4 separate regions of the Homo sapiens genome follow, and all the other regions are linked to region 3. Evidence: chromatin contacts called from ENCODE Hi-C or POLR2A ChIA-PET data. All regions are on one chromosome and are shown on one strand. The core of a region is the stretch at or near the end of the contact, and the rest is flanking DNA. Distances in the headings are between cores, read along the strand shown.

Evidence for each region. A loop is a pair of places that touch in the nucleus more often than their neighbours do. ChIA-PET counts read pairs that join two places held with the same protein, here RNA polymerase II (POLR2A). Pooled maps may share reads with other maps.
Region 1: a map of gastrocnemius medialis shows a loop between it and region 3 (8-fold over the local background). The contact joins the promoter of NAV2 here to the promoter of LDHA in region 3. A Hi-C loop is called at or near these places in 3 of 168 maps with a recorded cell type or tissue (endothelial cell of umbilical vein, gastrocnemius medialis and naive thymus-derived CD4-positive, alpha-beta T cell) and 12 of 50 pooled maps. POLR2A ChIA-PET finds 5 or more read pairs at or near these places in 1 of 52 experiments (Panc1).
Region 2: a map of endothelial cell of umbilical vein shows a loop between it and region 3 (7-fold over the local background). The contact joins the promoter of NCR3LG1 here to the promoter of LDHA in region 3. A Hi-C loop is called at or near these places in 2 of 168 maps with a recorded cell type or tissue (ascending aorta and endothelial cell of umbilical vein) and 10 of 50 pooled maps. POLR2A ChIA-PET finds 5 or more read pairs at or near these places in 2 of 52 experiments (OCI-LY7 and activated CD8-positive, alpha-beta memory T cell).
Region 4: a loop to region 3 is called in a map with no recorded cell type, with 5 times the contacts of the local background. The contact joins the enhancer-like site here to the promoter of LDHA in region 3. A Hi-C loop is called at or near these places in 1 of 37 single-sample maps with no recorded cell type and 6 of 50 pooled maps. POLR2A ChIA-PET finds 5 or more read pairs at or near these places in 1 of 52 experiments (activated T-cell).

The regions. Positions count from the first base shown.
Region 1 is chr11:19,711,561-19,714,260 of GRCh38, reverse strand. It overlaps NAV2 (neuron navigator 2), which reads right to left and starts at 1,424. Exons shown (of 38, transcript NM_145117.5): 1 at 299-1,424. The coding sequence starts at 565. It overlaps LEISA1 (lncRNA enhancing IL-6/STAT3 signaling activation 1), which reads left to right. Exons shown (of 1, transcript NR_015384.2): 1 at 1-2,700. RefSeq lists silencers at 1,356-1,549, 1,190-1,719.
Region 2 is chr11:17,350,522-17,353,221 of GRCh38, reverse strand. NCR3LG1 (natural killer cell cytotoxicity receptor 3 ligand 1) reads right to left here and starts at 1,422. Exons shown (of 5, transcript NM_001202439.3): 1 at 1,183-1,422. The coding sequence starts at 1,252. It overlaps LOC105376576 (a long non-coding RNA gene), which reads left to right and starts at 1,356. Exons shown (of 3, transcript XR_931094.3): 1 at 1,356-1,443; 2 at 2,048-2,185; 3 at 2,311-2,409. RefSeq lists enhancers at 7-56, 281-882, 883-1,484 and a silencer at 1,481-1,600.
Region 3 is chr11:18,393,116-18,395,971 of GRCh38, reverse strand. It overlaps LDHA (lactate dehydrogenase A), which reads right to left and starts at 1,409. Exons shown (of 8, transcript NM_005566.4): 1 at 1,336-1,409. RefSeq lists enhancers at 1-49, 1,314-1,403, 784-1,449, 1,714-1,803, 1,450-2,114 and a silencer at 504-553.
Region 4 is chr11:16,900,752-16,903,618 of GRCh38, reverse strand. The region is part of intron 3 of PLEKHA7 (pleckstrin homology domain containing A7); the gene reads left to right. Among named protein-coding and RNA genes, the nearest start is that of SNORD147, 24 kb to the left of the region's middle. Within about 2 kb of position 1,343, at least 7 of the 41 ENCODE cell types and tissues checked have a DNase peak (open chromatin) inside an H3K27ac peak, as active enhancers do.

The DNA.
Region 1 (2,700 bases), core at 175-2,674, 1.3 Mb before region 3:
ATGCACACGTTTTTTGAGAACATCCCGACCTTTCCTCCTCCCCAGGAAGATGCTGCAGACGTGCCCGCCATCCCAGGTCTCGAAGAGCTCTTAAGGCAAACCTCCGGCACCCGGGCCACACCCACCGGCCGGCCCACTCTCCTCGCGCATCCCCCAACCTGCCGGCCTAAGGGGAATGGTTCCCTTCCCTGGCCACATGGTAGACCCTTCTCCCATCCAGCCCTTTCTCCCACACCATCCCGAAAGAACTATTCATCCATCCTTCCAGAACAGTACCCCGGCAAACGGCATCTCTCACCTGGGTATCGAACCCGTTTTCCACCGAGCCGCTCTTCCGCAGCGGGAGCCCCTCCCCCGCTGGCTCCTGCAGCCCCTGCAGCACCTGCGATTTCAGGGGGATCTGGCTAGGATAGGTGGTCTTGCTCACCTCCACCTTGCTTCCCAACTTCAGGTAGCAGGGCTGGGGGCCCGCCCGGGCCGGGGGCACGTGCAGGATGGGCGCGGCGCTGTGCACGGGTTTGGGCAGTCCCGACTTCATTTTGGAGGCGACCAGGATGGCCGGCATCTTCTCCCGGGGCTTGGGCTTTCCCAGCACGTCCCTGGCAGCGGCGGCGGGGGCGACCGCTAAAGGCAGCGCGGGTAGCAGAGCAGGCGCCGGGCCTTAGCCCACGAGGCGCCCACCACCAGCGGCTAAAAAAAAAATCCCCAGGTCGGGGAACTCGAAGCAATCGGGCGAGCGCGCCTTTGGGGTGCCGGGATGGGAATGGGGGACTGGCCACGGCGCTCAGCGGGTCCCACCTGGACGGATGCTGCCGCCGGGTCTCACACCTCTCCTGGGTGGCCTTTCAAGAGCTCTGGGCGCTCAGGGGCTGCCGCCTCTTGCAAATTTCCTCCTGGGAAACAGAGGCTTGGACGCCCATATTAACTTGTCACTGCATCTCCGAAGTGAGGAGGCCCCTTTGGAAGAGACAGAGGCGGCGGCGACCCACGAGTCCCGTTCCGGAGGCTACGGGTCTGAGCCGGCGAGAGAAAGAGCGAGCAGCCAAGGAAGGAAAGGAGACAGCAGCGAAGGAAGGAGAGAAGAAGGGCGCAAGGGTCCCAAGACGTCTCCACCGAGAGGCAGCTGCCACCCTGCTCGCGAGCACCGCAGTGTCACCCGCGACGCAGCAGAGGTGCGGCAAGAGCCCCCGAAAGGTCTCTCTTGGGGTGACAGTCACCGCTGCCCAGAAGGCCCCCGGACTGAGAGCACCTTAGCGCCTGCGGGTCTGCACATGCTCCGTGAGCTAGATAGAGGCAAGGCTGTGGCCGTGGGGCGCGGGCGCCGGGACGCGCGGCTGGCGGGCCGGGCAGGGCTGCGCTCGGGAGCGGCCGCCGCGCTTCCCGGGAAGGCTGCGCTGGCTGCGGGGCTCAGCGCAGGGGAGGACAGGCTGCTGCCGGCGCTGCTGCGGCGCGCGCTGACAGCCGGGGCCGCCCCGGCGCGCCCATTGGTCCACGGTGCGCCAATCAGCGGCCGCGGGTCTCACTGCAAAGAGGGTGTGGCCTAAACTCTGGCCGCCGCCGAAACTCTGGGGCCGCGCTTGGCCGCGAGTACAAAGCGGGCTGGTGGCCGCTTTGCGGCACTGCCCCGGCCGCGCGCCTCCCGGGGGGCCCACACCCCTGCGTTCCTGAAACCCTTCTTTTGAAAAATGCCCTTTCGAACGCAACCGTCCGCCCCAGAGCCACGCGGGCACGGCTCGAGGGAAGTTTGTTTCCTTTTTCAAATTGCTCCGGTCACCTTAACGGTTTGAGTCTTCCGGAGTCACGCCCGCAGCCTCGCTGCCCCCATCTGGCTTGGGCAGGGCCGAAGCTCGTCTCCCGCTTTAAGAGCGCGCCAGCCATTTCTCTGCCTGCTCTTCCAGGCCGGCTGGGCGGGGGGCCTCCCAACGGCTTCCTCTCCAGTTTTCAAAGGCTGCACATTTCACTTAACTATTTGAAGTATTTATAGGCAAATACAATACGCAGGGAAGCTTCCCGCCCCGAGACAGCTCCTCCACGCAACCTACCACAGACTCTGTAATTAGAGTGGCCTGAAGAAGCCGGGAGAGGCTCCATGACCCCGGCAGGCTCTGGCCAAACCTTGCTGCGTTTCATGGAGCCCCTCCCTGTCCGCGCCTGGGACGCACTGGCCCCAACAGGTTCCTCGACTCGAATTCGCTGTTTGGGTTGCTCTGTGGTTTCCTCGCTGACTGAAAGTGGATGAGAATAAGAAGGAAACTGAGAGATGATCAGGCAGGCCAGCCTTCGCGATTTATGAATGAGGAGCCTCCCACCCTGTAGAACTGCTTGGATTAGAAGTGGGCAAGTTATTTAAGCTTACATGCATGCTTATAAAGCTTCTGTTTTCACATGTAGTAAGGTGGAGGCTTGACGACATTTACCTAATGAGCTGTTGTTTGGATTAAATGAGATGGTTGGTGCATGGCAGTCATTTAGCACAAGTACCTGGCAATGTAAGAGACCAATAAAAGCTGGGCTTTATTTTCCCTGTTGTTAAATTACTGCTGCTTTCCCCCAAAGTCATCTCTGTTTATAAACTATTTGTCTTTCTTCTTTGTTTCCAGGACACTTTGTGCCCACCCTATAGCCTGATCTTCAGTGCTGATAGCATTGATTTAGAATAACTCAGATGCTATTAACTCTGTCCCCCTGGAATTCATGTTA
Region 2 (2,700 bases), core at 173-2,672, 1.0 Mb after region 3:
TCTCTTTAAGGCTGTATCTTCTGTTTCTCAAACTGTGGAAATGGTATTGCATTGTATGTCCACTGTTTACTTGGCTCTACGCCTTCAACATCCGTTCACGCTGCTCGGCAAGCAGCAAGGGCGTGGTGTGAAGCTGCCGCCAAGGTCTCCACGGTGAGGTCCACACGCGGCTCTCCTCCACCTGCAGTGACTCGGGGCGCCCAGAGCGCGCCTCCGGGATTCCTACATTCCACCTCCACCACCCGGCACCCAGGAGCGTATTTTGGCCAGCCTAGTAAGGGTCAAGCAGCATCTTGTTGTTTAATTGCCATTCTTCTAGTTAGAAATGAGTTTAAATATCTCTACATACGCGTTTCAGCCTTTTAGTCTCCTGTTTAAGTTAACGCAGAACACGCCCATACGAGTTCCCAAAAAAGCAAGAGAACGTTTGAAGGTCACCACAAGATCAAAACACTCCCCTCCCTCTCTCAGTAAAGACCTAACTTAGCAAAGCCAGGAGGACCCACTGATATGCGGATGAATGATTTTTCCAATTTACCGATTCCCTGATTTTCTTCTCTCCTCCGGCCCCTCGGATGATGCGAGAGAGGCGCCAAATACCGAGGCACCAAACGCGCGACATCCAAGGAAGCACCGTTTCCGCTCTCACAGGTGTCGACCCTGCACAGGGCAGGCCTTCAATGTAAACCTGTTGCATCGGGGACTCCGCTTCTCACAAAGGAGGGACGCTTGAAAATAGAGCCCCCAGGCCGGGCGCGGGGGCTCACGCCTGTAATCCCCGCACTTTGGGAGGCCGAGGCGGCTGGATCACTAGGTCAAGGAGACCATCTTGGCTAACACTGTGAAACCCCGTCTCTACTAAAAGTACAAAAAATTAGCCGGGCATGGTGGCGGGCGCCTGTGGTCCCAGCTACTCGGGAGTCTGAGGCAGGAGAATGGCGTGAACCTGGGAGGCGGAGCTTGCAGTGAGCCGAGATCGCGCCACTTCACTCCAGCCTGGGAGACAGAGCGAGACTCCGTCTCAAAAAAAAAAAAAAAAAAAAAGGAGAAGAAATAGAAAAGAAAATAGAGCTCTCAGCCCCCAGGAAGTTGAGGTCCCCTGGCGGGATGCTAGGGAGCCGACCCGCGAGGACCCTCTGGCGCCAGGAGCCCCCGCCCCAGCCCACCCCAGCCGCCCCCTACCTTCGGTCGTCAGCGCCCACAGCAGAATCAGGAGCGCCGCGCACGTGGAGGCGGCAGCCCTCCACGTCATCGCCGCGGCTGCTGTTGTGTAATTTTTTTCGCCGAGTGGGAGCAGGCGGCCCGGTAGAAACCAAGGGCAGGGGGAGACCTCTGTTGCGTAAAGAGTTGACGGAGACACAGCCGGGATTTCCAGCCGGCGCTTTTGCACATCCCACTTCTTCAGATCCCTTCGGCAACTGCGAAGTCGCCTGGATTTCCCAGGTTCGCACTGCAGGAAGCCAGGCGCGTGACCAGCCCCACCCGCGCCGCACTTTAGCCCGGGGGCGGGCACCGGCCGGGGAATCCTCCCTCGCCTCCGCCCGCGGCACGAGGTTGCGCGGTTACAGCCCCGGTGCCTCTCGCGAGCGGCTCTGCGGTCCAGGACTCGGGGCATCCTCTGGGTTCGCTTAGTAAATTGAGACCGGGATCCAAGTGGCCCGGGGCGCTGCTCTAAGGAAGATGCTGACCGCAGTCGGTGATTGCGAGAGCAGGTGCACGCGTCCAGAGCGACATCTTACCGTTGGCGCGATAAACTTACATTACTTTAAAAACCAAAAACAACAAAAATTTAGCATTAAGTCGAAAGGCAAATTAAATCCCCAGGACAATTCAGTTAAACGCCTGAAGGTGGCCCTTAATTTCCCATTTCTACTAATCAAGAAGTGGCTTGCGACCTCCTGAAGCAAACCCAAATATTCTCATTCGGTGATTAAGTTTTACCACCTCTACACCAGTTTTTAAATCAATTTAACCGCAAAGTTCAGAACCCAAGTGGCACAGTAAATGTGTGTGCATTTATAACGCAGAACCTGCATTCTTTCCCCAGCAACCTGCATTCCATTTGTCTCATTGACCCTACTGCATTTTTCCTTCGCATCATTAAAAAGGATGTAATGTACAGAAAAGCACAGACAGACCTAAACTCCAATGCCAACCATGCCATCTGCTGATTATAAGACAGTGGGTAAGTGACCTCATATCCCCAGCCTGTTCACATGTCTCTAAAACTGAGAGAGTAAAAGCTTCCTTTCCAGGGTTAGAGACACTGTCACTGACTAAGCAAATAGTCACATTCTCACTTATCTGCAGAACAGAGTGCATACAGAAAGAGCTCAGAAGTGAAAGATGCGCAGAGTGCCCACAGTGGCAGCAACTAGCTGAGGGGCCTTCAGATCGCAGCCTTCCGGACCACCGTTATAACAGGTAGAGATATGCAAGGTTAAGTCCAGCTATTGAATTTTTAAAACCTAAATTACACCTCTTCTCAACCTCTGCCTCCTCCAAGGAGCCTTACCTGAGGAGACATCCTTGTCTGGTATTAGTGACATCATTAAATAACATTCCCAATGGAGGTATATGACGACTTCTTATACATGCCCAGAATAGTGATTCACAAAGTTGTGACACATACACATCACCCTGTAGAAATTATCAAATTACTCTTTTGGTAATTTTTACTGTTTTGGTAATTTTTTTGTA
Region 3 (2,856 bases), core at 160-2,659:
CAGACTTTAAATCGCAATACTAGAAACCAGGGCCTGTTAACCAACCGGGAGGGAGGCGCACGGTGTGGCTTCGGCCGTGATCCTTGTTGCAAAGGCCTGTCAGGCCCAGTATGAAGAAATAGTTTCAGTACAGGGAGTGTAGAAATAGCTGCAGAAGGCCTGAGGCCTGCAGCCCTAGAGTTAATAGCTACTTGGTGGAACCCTCGAATTCTTTCCACCTTGTTAATCCAACCCTGCACTGCATTCGCTGGAGGAAATATCACAGGCTGCATCCCCAAAGTATCACGTCTAGTTTTGACACCACTCCAAAGGGCAAAAATCCGAGAGGACCTCTAGGCAGGCAGTCAGCCCAGAGTCACCAAGCTGGAGCCGGGTCTCTCCTTACAAATCACTGCTATTTCTAGACAGCCTTGTAAGGTTTCTAGCCTGGCAGGGGGAAGGGAGTTCCTGCGGACACCTGCTAGCTTCACTGAACGGCCCCGGGATCCAATGCTACCTTTAATGTAGGGGCGGAGGTGGGAGGGCATGGGATGAGGGAAGGGTGCGTCTAGAGGCGAGAGACATGCAAAAACGAGTTCTACACCTCACCTCTGCCTCCTACTCACTGGGAACTTAGAGATCCCTGACTGTCTCCTAGCTTTCGGTCTCCCTATTTGTTAAAAGGAGGAGTTGGTACCGGCGGATCCTACTCAACTGACCGTCTGAGGTGCGGAAGGGCTGGGATGCTGCCTGCTTCATCTTTGCATGCGCCGTGCCTAGCGCAGCCCGAGATACACCAGTAGCTTCTTAATAAATGCGCAAAGGGCTCCCTATAATCTGCAGGCAGCAGCTGCCCTCACGGAGCCCACCTCTCGAGCGTCCCAAGAGAAAAATGCAAGCCGCGTGGTACTCAGCCGCTTTCCGTCTTTCAAGAACCCGCCCCGGACAAGCTGAGGCTTTTTTGGCTCTATGGGCTCCGAGAACTGGACCTCGAGTTTTGCACCGCCCGCCGATTTCGAGCCCAGAGGTATCCCCCACCCTTAAGGCCTATCATATCCTTGTTCCGCATCCACCCGGGCTTTCGACCCCTGCTTGGGTGCGGCCACCTCCTCGGTTCCCCAGCGTGGCCAGAAGCCATGGTTCCCGCTTAGAGCAAAAGCAGAGCGCGGCGAGCTCCGAACACATGCGTTGTGTGGGCCGCCGCCCAGACGTCTCTGGGCTGTGCTTCTGGAAAGCGGCTCCTACACCTCCCGGGAGCAGGAATCCCTTCGCGAGCAGCGGAGGCCAGCAGAACCAGAGGCAGTTGGCTCTACCCGCCCATCCCTCTGGCGCCGTGCGCGCAGGGCCCTACCGTACCGGGAATGCACGTCGGGCGGTCGTCGGGGGCGCGTGGCAATGAGATCCGGAATCGGCGGCAGCGGCTGCAGCACTCTGAGCTGGGCGCGGGAGGGGCCTTAAGTGGAACAGCTATGCTGACGTCAGCGGGGGGGGCCGGCGGACGTGCGGGAACCCACGTGTGAGTCGGGCTGGGGGTGGATGCCGAGCCAGGCGGGGCACTGGAGAGGCCCGGGTGGCGCGCGCAGCCAGACAACCGACCGGCAGACTGCTCCACGTGCGCTGGGAGTCTAAGTAAGGTGCTGCCCTCCAACCACAGAAGCCGGGGTCGGAGCCATGAGCCTGAGTCAGGACGACCTTCAGTTTCCTCATCCATGAAACCTGGGGAGGTTACTCTCAGGAAGGCTTGGATCTGTTTCTTCTTCATCCCTGTTTCTCAGTGTCCAGAACAGCTTCTGGCACGTAATAGGCACTCCACAAATATTTGTTGAACGAAAGGAAGAAAATGCCTAGCAGTCAGTCAGTCTGTTCTTACCTAAGTCGAGTGACCTCCAAAACTCGACGCTGCTTTTCCCTCTGCTGCTAAGCCTACCAGCTCCCACTCACAGTGAAGCCTTGGCCTCTCAGGCCTTGCAGGGTGACTCAGTTCAAATGTACATTTTATTCTGCACTTTCTACTGCCCACCCCACTGGCATCTCATCTCGAGTCTCAACCATACCCAAGAACTGTCAGTGGCTTGTTTTTTTGGTTTTGGTTTTTTGTTTGTTTATTTGTTTTTTGGTATTTTTCGAGACAGGGTCTCACTCTGTCACCCAGGCTGGAGGGCAGTGGCGTGATCATGGCTTCCTGCAGCCTCGACCTTCTGGCTCAAGCGATCCTCCCACCTCGGCTCCCCGAAGTGACTGGGACTACAAGCGCGCCCACTTGCCCTGCGATTTTTTTTTTAATTATTAATTTTTTTTTTTTTGAAACGGAGTCGCTCTGTCGCCCAGGCTGGAGTGCAGTGGGCTGATCTCGGCTCACTGCAACCTCCGCCTCCCGGGTTCAAGCGAATCTCCTGCCTCAGCCTCCTGAGAAGATGGGATTACAGCCAGGCGCCACCACGCCCGGCTAATTTTTGTAATTTTTAGTAGAGACGGGGTTTCACCATGTTGGTCAGGCTGATCTCAAACTCCTGGCCTCAAGTGATCTGGCCGCCTCGGCCTCACAAAGAGCTGGGATTACAGGCGTGAGCCACCGTGCCCAGCTCAATTTTTTGTTTTCTTATCATACTTACCTCTGGGCCTGTATTCTTGCTGATTCCATTGCCTAGCCCGCCCTCCTCCATCTCTTCTTTAATTTGTACCAATACTTCCCCACTGTGGGGTATATTATGAAATATATTTGGTAAGCCCTTGAGTATGCCAAAATTTCCTGAATTTTCTGATAGGAATGTCTTTTGTTATTTATAAAGAGCCTTTTTCCCTGACTTAATGTTAATGAATGAGGAGTCTTAGATAGCCTCAGGAAGGAGCCAGTCATGGGAAAGACCAAATGATTAG
Region 4 (2,867 bases), core at 94-2,593, 1.5 Mb after region 3:
CACAGTGGAGGCCTTTTCACCTTCTCATGACTTTAAGAAATACAGGAAAACAGCATTCTCTACAATCCATAATCCCTGAGTGTTGGCAACAAAAAAATGAAAGATATTCTAATGTAGGCGTCTGTGCAATGGTGATGGGTTATGGATGGTCAATGAGAACCTTGGCTGCCAGTCCTGGGAACTGATCTCAGCCTTCCCTGGGACCCTCTGGATGAGGGGATCCTCATTCACCTAACTGAGCAAACATCCCAAACATGCTCTGTTTGCCCATTTATTCATTCCATTCATTAATGTACTCATTGATTCCATTTGGTTCACTTCAGCTACTGATCACCTAATGTTATATGCCAGGCCGTGTGCATGGCTGTAATTATAGAGCTGTGACTAAGACCTTCCTTCCTTCCTGTTCAGTCAGGGTTCAGTAGCAGTAGTGAGAAGTTATTCTCGCTTTTCTAAACAGAAATGGATTTAATACAGTGAACTAGGTGTTTACATCATGATTGGAAGGGTGCAGGAGTAGGCTCTAGGCTGACCTTTGGCAATGATAACTAAAACAAGACTGTGAAAATGGCCCATAAGTAATTGTTTTCATTTTCCTTTTAATTCAACTCTTTTGAGCTCCCCTTGCCCTTTGCTCCCAACTTCTCTGTCCCAGATCTTAGGCTCTCTCCTTATGGGAAGAGCTGTTTCAAAGCATTTATGGATTGTAAAGTGTGAATAAGGGTGTTGTTAATAATAACTGTCACTTGCTGACTGTTTATTGTGTGCCCAGCTGTCTGCTAAGTCCTTTACCTGTGTTATTTCAATCCTCACATCTGTTGGGTAGTTAATATTATCTCTACATTGCAGAGAAGGAACCTGAAGCTAATAAAAGTTAAATGACTTGCCTAGGATAATTCAGCTAATAAGTAACATTTGAATTCAGGGAGTGTCTCTGTCCAGAGGTACTTGCAGTTTAAAAGACAAGCTGGGCCAAAGAAGATACACAAATGACCAATAAGCAAATGAAAAGATGCTCAGCATCATTAGCCATCAAGGAAATGCAAAACAAAACCGTAATGAAATACTACTTTACACACCCTAGGATGTTTATATTAAAAAGGACAGATACTTTAGAAGTGCTGGTGAGGGCGTAGAGAAGTGGGAACACTGATGCACTGCTGGTAGAAGTGTAAAATGGTGGAGCCACCTTGGAAGCCAGCTGCACGTTCTCAAAAGGTTAAACGTAAAGTTACCATATGAGTCATGAATTCCATTCCTAGGTATATACCCAAGAGAAGTGAAACCATGTCCACCTACACAAAAACTTGTACGCAATTCATAGCTACATGATTCATAATATCCTCAAAGTGAAAACCCAAAGTCCGTCAACTGATGGGTGGATAAATAAAATGTGGTGTGTCTATATAATGGAATATTATCTGGCCATAGGAAGGAATGAAGTACTGGTACATGCTACAACAAGAACGCAACAATGAACCTTGTAAACATTATGCTAAATGAAAGATGCCAGTCACAAAAGATGACCTAGTGTCTAAGCCTATTTATATGGAATGTCCAGAATAGGGAAATCCAGAGAGATAGAAAGTGGATTTATGGCTGCCTAGGGCTGGAGCTGGGGTGATCGCTAGAGAGTATGGGACTTCCATTTAGGGCAATGAAATGTTTTAAATTTGATTGGGGTGATGATCGTATAACTCTCAGTATACTAAAAGCCATTGCATTGTATACTTTATTTTTATTATATTTTGAGACAAGGTCTGGCTCTTCTGCCTAGGCCGGAGTGCACTGTGTGATTTCCACTCACTGCAACCTCCACCTCCTGGGTCAAACCATCCTCCCACCTCAGCCTCTTGAGTAGCTGAGACTATAGGCGTGCACCACCATACCCAGCTAATTTTTTTGTATTTTTTGTAGAGATGGGGTTTTGCTATGTTGTCCAGGCTGGGCTTGAACTCATGAGCTCAAGCTATCTTCCGGCCTTGGCCTCCCAAAATGCTGGGATTACAGGCGTGAGCCACCATGCCCAGCTACACTGTACACTTTAAGTGAATTGTTTGACATGTGAATTCTATCTCAATAAAGCTGTTCCTTCCCACCCCCGAAAAAAGAGAAAAGACATATTGGGAAGGATAATGCTTACCTAAATAAATGAGTTGCTAGTGGTGGAATTTAGAGGAGAAAGGATAAACCCCCATGCAGTTTTCTCAAACTTTTGGCTTATATTAGTTTGTCTTCACTATAGTAAAGTGAAAAAATGGATTTAATTTAGCACAAAATTAAATATTGAGCTCTCAGCCTATTGTCTGGCTGGTGAGCCTAGAGCTGATTTATTTTTTCTTCAGCTCTCTGCTTTCCTAGACAGCTTTTTTCCATTTTTCTCTAAGGAGTATATATTATTTTTTATAAGTAGGGAACCAAAAATGTTTCATAAAATATGTATCCCATTGGGTCATACAAAAAGAACATCATGGCTGGGTGCAGTGGCTCATGCCTGTAATCCCAGCACTTCGGGAGGTCGAGGCAGGCGGATCACCTGAGGTCAGGAGTTCGAGACCAGCCTGGCCAACATGGGGTGAAACCCTGTCTCTACTAAAAATAAAAAAATTAGCTGGCTGTGGTGGCGGGCGCCTATAATCCCAGCTACTAGGGAGGCTGAGCAGGAGAATCATTTGAACCTGGGAGGTGGAGGTTACAATGAGCTGAGATCGCGCCACTGCACTCCAGCCTGGGTGACAGTGAGACTCTGTCTCAAAAAAAAAAAAAAATAAAAAATCATGACTTCCACATGTTATGCCACTTGAGGTAGTTAGAGATTTTCTGTCCTAGAAAAAAGATTTTTTGGGGGAAAAAAGTGAGAGATCTCA